Regions from separate parts of the Mus musculus genome. Here region 2 is linked to region 1. A link is a loop called in an ENCODE intact Hi-C map of the cell type or tissue named here. Cell type or tissue: heart. All regions are shown on one strand.

The links. Peaks named below come from ENCODE experiments on the same cell type or tissue, not always from the same donor. Only the 100,000 strongest peaks of a DNase experiment are listed, where the experiment ranks them.
Region 2: it touches region 1 in a loop (2.2-fold over the local background); 6 of 42 quality-filtered maps call a loop at or near these places.

The regions. Positions count from the first base shown.
Region 1 is chr19:4,494,960-4,499,959 of GRCm38, reverse strand. It overlaps 2010003K11Rik (RIKEN cDNA 2010003K11 gene), which reads left to right and starts at 1,377. Exons shown (of 2, transcript NM_027237.2): 1 at 1,377-1,716; 2 at 2,346-3,172. The coding sequence starts at 1,441. The coding sequence ends at 2,444. In heart, CTCF peaks have their summits at 2,089 and 2,290 (motif pointing left); a DNase peak (open chromatin) is centred at 2,249; H3K4me3 peaks cover 504 bases; H3K27ac peaks cover 779 bases.
Region 2 is chr19:4,991,273-4,996,272 of GRCm38, reverse strand. It overlaps a transcript of Npas4 not described here. Among named protein-coding and RNA genes, the nearest start is that of Npas4, 3.8 kb to the right of the region's middle. In heart, a CTCF peak has its summit at 3,108; a DNase peak (open chromatin) is centred at 3,192; H3K4me3 peaks cover 1,135 bases; H3K27ac peaks cover 1,651 bases; H3K27me3 peaks cover 1,109 bases.

The sequences.
Region 1 (5,000 bases):
CTTGCCTAGCGTGCACAAGCATCAGTGTTCCATCCCCAGCACTGTCTACACAAGGCATGGTGACCCATACTTGTAATCCAAGAATTCAGGAGGTGGAGGAGGGCAGAGATCAGGAATTCGAGATCATCCTCTGCCACATAGCGAGGCCCATCTGGGCAACATAAGACCCTGTCTAAGACAAAAGTCTGGCACTGAGATAATATTTACTATAGGTCATTTTTTTCTTTGTGTCTCTGTATGGTGTGTGAAGGGATTATGTGTGTGTGTGTACACTCGCACACATGTGTGTAATCTAGAAGTTGACACTAAGTGTCTTCCTCTGTCATTCTCTACCTTTAATTTTTTTCCTCTTAGTTTTTGAGAGAGGAACTAGCTGTGTAGACCAGGCTGGCCGAAACTCACAGAAATTCCCCTGGCATGAGCACTGAATGAGCCACCTTGCCTGGCCTCACCTTTTTACATTTTCAAATTACATTTATTTGTGTGTGTGTGTGTGTGTGTGTGTGTGTGTGTGTGTGTGTATTGTGTGTTCTTGAGAGCCACAGCGCATGTGTGGTGGAGAGAGGAAAGCCTGTGGCAGCCAGTTCTCTCCACCAGGTGAATCCCAAGGATCAAACTCAGGTTGTCAGGCTTGTCAGCAAGTGCCTGTACCCACTCGACCACTCCTTCCCCTTAGTTTTTGAGACAGTGTGTCCCACTGGGTCAGGAGTTCACCAATGCAGCTCAGACAGGGACTGCAAGTCCCAGAGAGTTTCCTGTCTCTCCCAGGTCTGGGATGACAGATGCATATCCACCTTTCCACAGGGGTACCAGGGAACCCAACCCAGATCCTGTGCAGCAAGCACTTTATGAGTGAGCCGTCCCCCCAGCCCCTGCAGGTCACGATTTTGGATGTGTGCCGCTGACCTCCAGAGCACTTTTCACCTTGTAAAACTGAAGGTCTGGAGCCATGAAAACAAGTACCGTCCACTGTCCAGCCCCTGCCTTACCCGATTTCACCCTGGTAGTTACGGTTTTGACTGTTGTAGAATGAAGCTATTCTGTTCTCTGTCCTGTTGTAGAAGTAATCTTTGCTTAATGTCAATGAGATGAGTGGTACGGCCAGCCAAGGCCAAGGCCAGAGGAGGCCGGCAAGGTCTCCAGGGTGGTGTGGTCAGAGAAGGCTGTCTGGAGGGAGGAGGGAAGACAATAGGAACCAGCCTAGCATTCAGAAGGATCCCGAGCTGGAAGCCAGCCTGCGCTGTATAGTCCCACAGGGTGAGAAGTCAATGGAGAGAATGACTCAGAGATATTTGGCCTCTGTGGCCTGCCCTTTGGTTTATGACAGCCACCTCAGCAGCACTGACCTTTGTCTACAGGTGATCTCCCATCATATGAGTGAAGGCACCAGGCCATCTCACAAAGCTAGTGGCTTACCGACCAGTGCTAGCTTCTAGGATCATGGGGACCAGCCTGCGTAGCCAGTCCTTTAGAGAACCCCGGCCCTCCTATGGGAGGCTCCATGAGTCCCAGGGGAGGTCTCTGGATGGCCGACTCCACAGAGCACTGAGCCTCAGACTGGGCCGTGAGAAGTCCAGGTCGCAGGTCCCCGATGGCACGGAAGGGCTGGAGGTCTCTGTCCAGGAGCGGCTGCCAGGGACCCTGGGAGACAAAGAACAGCTGATCCAAGGCCAGAGAGGAGGAGGCAGCCGGCGGTGGCTGAGACAGTACCAGCAGGTGTGGCTTCAAACTGAATTATCACTTTCATGGGGAAGGGTGGGGACTCCGGGCAGCAAAGGGTTAAGAGCACAGCTGACCTGAGGAAAGCCAAGCAAAATACCCAGGAATTGAATGCATTTGACTAAAAGCAGTTGTGATTCCCCTCACCCCTGTGGGCACTGGGGATTCACTGAAGGTTGGAGGAGGGTGGGCAAATGGGGTCTGGGTGGAATATGGTCAGAGCTGTTTCTGTTTTGAGATGGGGTCTCGATAAGTAGCCCAGAGTGGCCTGGAACTCTTGATCCTACTCAGTGTTCTGAGTGCTGGGAGTGCAGGCATATATTACCACACAAGGCTCTGAGAGCTGTATTAAGATGATTAATGTAATACTATGTTGCAAGGGTGACTAGAGCAGGAGGCAGGCAGATTGGCCAATGCAACTTCTGGCAAATTACCGTCTGTACCTCTCACACAGGATGAAGAGTAGATTTGCCCCACCCCTCCTGGCCCTTCGTCCCAGGGGGAAGGGTCTCCCCTCCCCCCAGGAGTTTAGCTTCTCTTTCATGGCTCTACCCCCACCTGGTGGCTGTGAGTGGAACACCACTTGAAGCCACTGCTATGATGTTTCTCCTACTTTGGTCTTCCAGCATGTGAAAAGAAGGTGGAGGAGTTTTGTCGCCAGCTTCCCCAGTGTGACCCTGAGTCAACCAGCCTCCCCAGAGACCTTGTTGGACACCAACAACTAAAGCTGCTGTGACTGTCCCTCACTCCACCGGCTCTGCTCCTGTGTCTTTTCATCTGCCCCTGCATGGCTTTTCTGGACTCTGAACTGCTCCAGCTTTTGAACTTTGTCTTGTGACCCAAGGAGGCCTCTGCCACCAGATCATTCAAAGCCCCCATGTGGCTGCTCTTCTTGGTTCTGGCACCTATCTCTTAGCAAAGATCTCCATAGGCCTGAAGAGGAAATACCTGGCTCTCTACCTTTTGGGTTTAAAGACTCCCTGGACTGGCATTTATGAAGGTCTTAGGGACCTACACAGAAATGAGAGTAGCAACTGTGACCCCTTGGCCCCACAAAGACCAGCCACCCACTTCCAGGTCAGAGTTCAGTGAAGCCAAAGAAAGGCTGAGAACTTCCTGAATATCACCTGCTCCCAGGGCCAAGCTCCACATGGCTTTCTGGGCAGCTGCCAGTGACTGGCCAAGGCTTGGGCCTCCCTCATAGACTGTGAGCCTTCACAGGCTAGGACCATGTCTGGACTGTCCTGGGGGGGTTGCTATATGCCTGAGAAGCCCAAACATGCATATGGCTGCCTTTGGACTTCATGATATCCCGATGAAGAAAGCAGGGAAGTCTTCTCTCCCTGTGTGACAGAGGGAAACTGAGGTCAGGAGTGGAGAAGAGACCTTCCTCCTACACATACACACTGCCTAACACTGGGGTTGAACCCATTAATAAAGCCACTGACCTGAAGGAAAGTCTTTGTCTAGTGACTAATGCACAGGCTCTGGGCCTCTCCCAGGTTCAGAGTCCACGGCCTCACTCCGAAGGGCAATGCAGTGATGGGCTCCTTGTTTTCTCAGAGCTCAGAAACCTGGTAGGGCTACTAAAGGCACACAAGAGGTCCTGGTCCTGGTGGCCATTGGGAACTTGTGTGTGTGTGGGGGGGGGGGGTGTGGGTGTGGGTGTGTGTATGTGTGTGTGTGTGTATGGGTGTGTGTGTGTGTGTATGGGTGTGTGTATGTGTGTGTATATGTGTGTGTATGTGTGTGTGTGTGTGTGTGTGTGTATATGTATATGTGCATGACACAGTGCACATGTGGAGGTCAGAGGGCAACTTCCATAGTTGGTTCACTCTTCCCTATGCGACCCAGGTGGATCTCAGGTTATCAAGGGCACACAGCAAGTGATTTCCCCACTGAGCAATCTTGCCAGCTCTATCTGTTTATTTTAAGGTAAGGTCTTGTAGTCAAGGCTAGCCTCAAACTCATCATAAAGCCAAAGCTGGCCTTGTACTCCTGATCCCCCATCCTTTAACTCCCAGATGCTGGGATTACAGGGTTGTGTCAGTACGCCTGACTCTTGACCTTCTGGCATGGCTTCCAGAGCTGTGAGTGAGCTTCTCAAGTTTCTGATTTGGGGTCACTTGTGCCAGAGGACATGGGAATCTCATGTGTTTGGGGGATTTTAGCTGGAGCAGAGACCACTGCCTTTCAGTAGGGCTGTGACATTATCAGTCTGAGTCACACATCCACAAGGCTGTCTCTCCTTGCACTTGCTGTGAATGTCCTTTTCAGACCATGCTGGCTGCATTGTAGGCGTTCAGGAAGTACGTATGGCCATGGTGTGATTGAGAAGCACAATCTGCCTCCAAAGGCCTCAGACCGCAATGCCCAGGCACTGCATGCATTTGCTGCAAAGGACTCCTTTCCCTGCTCCCCGCTGCCTCCCACATCCCTGTTGTATACCCAGCCCATCTTTCCACTTCCATTGGTTTTATTATTAGATCTAAATACACTGTAGCTGTCTTCAGATGCACCAGAAGAGGGTGTCAGATCTCATTACGGATGGTTGTGAGCCATCATGCGGTTGCTGGGATTTGAACTCAGGATCTTCAGAAGAGCAGTCAGTGCTCTTACCCCCTGAACCATCTCTCCAGCCCCCTTCCTTTACAGGACAGCCAGGCTCTGTAACAGCTGCCTAGCCCCTCCTGCACTTGGAGCCTCAGTTTCCCCATCCATCGAAGGAGATGCCGACCGATCTTACCTTTCCAGATTTGGCAGGGGGAGGCAGGGGGATCATACTGAGTCAGGCCAGAACCATAGTCAGGCTGAGCTCAACTCTGACCAGAAAGAGCTGAGGTGATGTAGCTTTTGTTTCCAGGTGGGGGTACCCCCTAGCCAGTTAGCTAGCTGCCTCATGGAGACATGCATTCCCCACCTTGTAGACCTCTCTGTCGGTGCAGGCACACATGAAGGTTGTGGTACCCAGAAGCCTCCCAGGCATGGGTCAGCATGGCCTATGTGGAGGCGTGTGCCAGGACTTGACACTCACTGGCCCTCAGACAGCATCTGTCCAGCTGTCTTGATCTACATCCTCCTTTCAGTGCCCTCACCCCAATATTTGCTCTGGCCTCTGTGGGCAGAGCCTCTCCGTCGCAGTCCAGGGGTCTTGGATCTTACAGCTAGCAGGCCTGGGACTCACTGTACTCCAGTCTGCCCTGCTCCGCTCCTGTTCCTCAAGCAGCCTCTTTTTCAGCCTGCTCAAAGCCAGGGAGCGCATTCCTCAGCCAGCACGGCTG
Region 2 (5,000 bases), 500 kb before region 1:
CATGGATTTTTAATTCTGAGTTCATCTCATTTTGGCTGTGTGACTATGAGCAAGTTTCTCATCCTCTCTGGGAAGGTGTATATTCATCTCTTGGGTCAGACTAGAGGGACCAATCATATAATATGCTCATTTTTTCCTCTAAGAAAAAGTGGTCTTCTCGATTACAACTTAACCTCCAATATGGAACAATTTGTCTTCCCAAAACGCAGTCCCAAGACACTAAGGATGGATAGGGTAACCTGCTTTTTCATTGTCAAGTAGAACTCATGTTGACATGGAAATGGGTTATGCACAATCATTCTTGGATGGGGAGACCATATATTCATAGTTACAAAGAAAGCTAGACATTAGGAAGGACTTCCCAAGTTCTTCTCCCTAAGATGGGTAAAGAGAGTAGAGAGAGGATGTGACAGCTCAGTTTGTTCTGAGACTGGAGAGCTTTCCAGAGAGAGGGAAAGCTATTTCTTTACCTTCTGCTCTAAGGGTGGCAGGATTTTCTGTCAAGGGTTAGGTAGTAGGTGTTTGGGCTTGGTGGGAGCTCTAGTCCCTTCTGCACTTAACTCTGTGACTGTGTGAAGAAGGGCACCAGCCATAAGTATGTGAATGGTCTGAATGTGTCCCAGTAAAACTTCATTAATGAAAAGAAACAGCGGACCAGATTTTATTCGGTGCCATAGTGTATAGGCCCCAATCTCGTTCTACACGGCAAGAGAACAAGTTTGAATGGGGAGGAATGAACCATGCACAGGGCACTGCCAGAGCCCTGCTGTCTGACTTTAAGTCATTGCTCACTTCTGATCTTAACCTCATCGACTATAGAATGAACGTAATAATCTCAATCATCAGTCCTGAGACAATAGCTAAGAGGAAGGTTAGGGTGGCTAGGAAGGCTGTGTGTCAAAGTGAAAGAACTGACGCCTGCAAGTTAACCTCTGACCTCCACACACAGACACCATGACACATGTGTGTTCTCTTCATGTGACAAATTAAAAATTGCAAAATAAAAAGTGCCTAAGAGATCAGAGTAAGTCTCTCTCTCCCTTTACTCCACCCCTTTGAGTGGCACTGAGTCTAGCAGCACACGAGGCCACATCCTTGTCTGCTGCAGGTGACGGTGGCCTTCTTGGATGGAGACAAATATTTCATTATAGTTGGATTCTTGGTCTGTCTTTCTAACATGCGGTCCTCAGTGACCCCATTTCTGGAGCAAGCCCAGCACAGGAGGAAACGAGGAATCTCTCTTCCTCTCCACTGTCCGGGCATTTGGCAGGGTGCTAGAGTTCATGTCAGGGAGCAACATGGCCGCAGTGGCTGGTGCCAGACCTTGGGAGAGGCCTTCAAGACTCAGGCTGGGATCAGAGTCAGGAACAGAAAGCTCTGAGTTCTCCCAGAACATTCAGCTCTGGTCCCAGCTTCCCTGGGGTCTCCACGAAGCAGCCACAGCTGTGGTCCACTGGGAACCTGCAGCCCCACCCACGGCATCATAAAGTGAAAGTTGTCCTGCTCATCTGCTCAGATGATCTCGGAGTGCTGCATCCTTCAGCACTGATTTATCTCAGAAGCCCTAGCAAGGGATTCCTTTATTTTCTCATTCTGTCCCTCTTCCTCTTCCCCTCCCTCTCCTTTGCTTCATCCTTCCTTCTCTTCCTCATAGGCATACTTGTGCAGACAAATACCACATGTATGCCGACAGTCCCCCGTCAACATCCTTGCTCCAGTATTTGAGAAAAGGAGCCAGGAGTCTCCATGATATTCTTAAGAATCAAACCCTCCATTCCAATTCCTCAGGAGGTCTTCCTCCTGGACAATCTCTGAAAAAGATGCACCATTTCTCTAATAGGGATTGAGGGGTGATGACCCTCTAGAGCCCCAATAAAGCCATGAAGAGAGGAGCAGAGGACTTCATGGTCTGCTCTTGCTATAAAAAGGCCTTTTTCGGGAAAAAAATAAAGAAAGGAATCAGCCAATCCCTTCACGATGCCATCACCTCTTCTTGGTGGTTTTTCGGGGAAGGAGTGGGTGGGTTTCCATGGCAACAGATGCGAGCTCTGCTCAGTAAAGAAGGGACCTTGATATTTTTTCTCTCTCATTCTCTCAGTTGTGTGTGTGCCTGTGTGTATGTGCGTGCTACACATGCCTATGCCCACACCAGCAATTTTTTTAGAACTAAAGAAAGCCCTTCTATCAGCTCCCCAAATATGGAGTGATAGAAAACCATGCACTCCTGCAGGCCAGAGAAGGTTCTGGATGGTTCCAGAGAAGGGTGCTCCTGTGAACTTGTTTTCCTCCATTGCAGAGATTGTGTGCAGCAGAGAGGCCTTTGCAAACTGTTAGAGGCTAAGAGTTAGAAAAAAGGATGTTTGGTGGAGAGAGGGGAACAAAGGATAGATGGTGCAAAAACCAACGAATGGCGTCCTAGTGGGCAACCAAAGGTGCACGGAGTCTCAGGAAGCACAGTCAGCACAAACCACCTAACGCTGAAGAAAAGGCTCAAGGCAGACTCATATATGGACACAAACACACAGAGAGGTATAAAAGCAAATATATTAGGCAAAACCGCAAAACTGCATACAACACAGAAAGGCAGAGACTTAGAGAAATAAAACAGACAAATAAAAACACAGATGCAGGTACTGGCAGATATGTAGACACACAAGGATGCAGAGCCTATCATCAAAACACAGGCAAATAGATACATGGATGCAGATAGATAAGTGTATCCAGACAGATAGGTTTGGATGCAGACATAGAACATGCAACACAGCCTCATTCAAGTGCACACACTCGTGTGCGCTCACACACACACTCCCCTTTCCCCCTTCAGTTGCTCAAGCTTCCTATAGCAGGAAGGCAGATCTGCAAATGCTGCATGTTCACCCAGTAAGTTTGGCTGTGAATATCTTGTAACCCCCACCTATTGCTTCTACACACACACACACACACACACACACACACACACACACACACACACACCCCAAAGCCCCTCTCCCAACTTTGTCCACTTTCCCATAACCAAAGGCTGTGATACCTCCCCCATCTCAGGCTTCCAATTCTGTTTTGCTGCTGCTGCTGCCGCCGCCTGCCGCTTGGGGGGGGAGAGAGTGGGGTGACTCAGCCAGGCCAGGATGACTCACACTGACAGTATTTTTAGCAGCGGCCAGGAGCTCTCTAGCGTGCCAGCCGCCCCCCTCCTCCTGCTTGCTATTTCGGAACCGTCACTGGTGATATAAATAGCTCTTCTCCCACGGCCTGAAGCTGCTGCCAGGCTATTTTTGGTTCTGCACAGTTAAAAATAGTTTCATGGAGGTGGGAGGCAAGAGGAGTGGGAGCTGGCCTAGGGAGAGGAGACATTGGGGGCATACAGAGCTTCTCAACTTGAATCAGAGTAGTCGAACTAAGATGATCCCTTCCCTACCCCCTCCCTTGCCCCTTTCTAGAACCTTCTCCCCTTCCAACGTTCCTTATCCCTAGTCCATCCTCCTGGAAAAATCCAAGGATTCCTCCCTTGAGCCCAATTTTCTTTCCAAGCTTAACTAATTCCTAGAACCGAGGAGTCTTGACAGCCACACCTGTAAATAGCCCATATGTATTCTCAATGAGGAGGATGACAGCATCGGGATGCCATTCTCATCTATCCCGAGGCCCAGCTCGGCTTTGATGTCACAGGCAAACCACGACCATTCTGAGTGGGAAGGCAACATTCAGCACCACGGACAGCGACAACATCCCCCCCCCCCCTCCCCCTTCCAGGTCTGCTTAAATTGCTTGGAGACCAGCTGTGGACCCAGCAGAGAGATGCAACTTATTGTGGAGGAGATATCAAGAACGTCTCCTGGCCAGGGCTTAAAGCACCTGTCTGTGAGGAAGACAGGGCAGAGATGAACCCCAGAGATAGAATGGTTGTCTAGCATACACAGAGCCCTGGTTTCATCCTCAGCTTTGGGAAACTAATCTAGAAACTCCATCTTGGATTTGCATATGGAAAGAGAATCCAAAAACCAAGGGAAGAGAATGGAACAGGGAGTGGTGGTGTTGAGTGGGGATATCAGAGTTAATAAGGATGAAACATGCCAGAGAGAAATACATCCTGAAGAAACCATTTCTGTCACCCATAAGGTTGGAAACAGTGTCTTACAGACACACACCATTTTCTCCATCTCAGCTATACCACTGGCTGGCTACATGGTTGTATATGTAGATGCTTTCTATCTGAACTAAAATTGTACAAAATATTAGGATAGGGGCTCTACAACCATGAACCTCTCCCCGCCCCTCCCCGGCATTACTAGGGAGTGCACTCAAGTCTTGAGCATGATAGAAGTGTGAACTCCTACTAAGCCATGGCCCTGGTCACCAAAGTACCCTCTTCCCATACCCCCTGCTTTTCACTCCACGTTGCCTCTCTTGCTATCACCCCTTTCCATGAAGAACAGGGGTTTCTTGACCACAAACTTTTCTCCTTGGTGTCAAAGTTCATCTCTAACTTTCTGCAGCCAGTTCTGTCCCTCTCTCCCAATTTTTTTTTGTTTTTTGTTCTGTTTGTTTGTGTGTTTTTGTTTTTTGAGACAGGGTTTCTCTGTGTAGCCTTGGCTGTCCTGGAACTCACTTTGTAGACCAGGCTGGCCTCGAACTCAGAAATCTGCTTGCCTCTGCCTCCCAAGTGCTGGGATTAAAGGCGTGTGCCACCACGCCCGGCTTCCCTCAACTTTTTAAATGGTCTTGTTTTTCAGGCTCTAAAAGTGCTTTTATATGTTCCTACTCTAAATGAAATTTTGGGCAAAAAGTTTCTCTAGTCCTTTGTGAAATGGTTGTGGGATAAAAAAAGGGCTCCCATACCCTGTGTAGACAGCAATCGCATGTAAGTGACTGAAGAAAGGTGTGTGTGGGGGTGTGTGTCTGGAGGGGTGGGGTGATGCAAAGGCCACACTACAAAGACAAGCCTGACATGACAGGTAGTTAAACCAAAGGTGCAAATTAGAGGGGTGGGGGTGGGGGGCGCC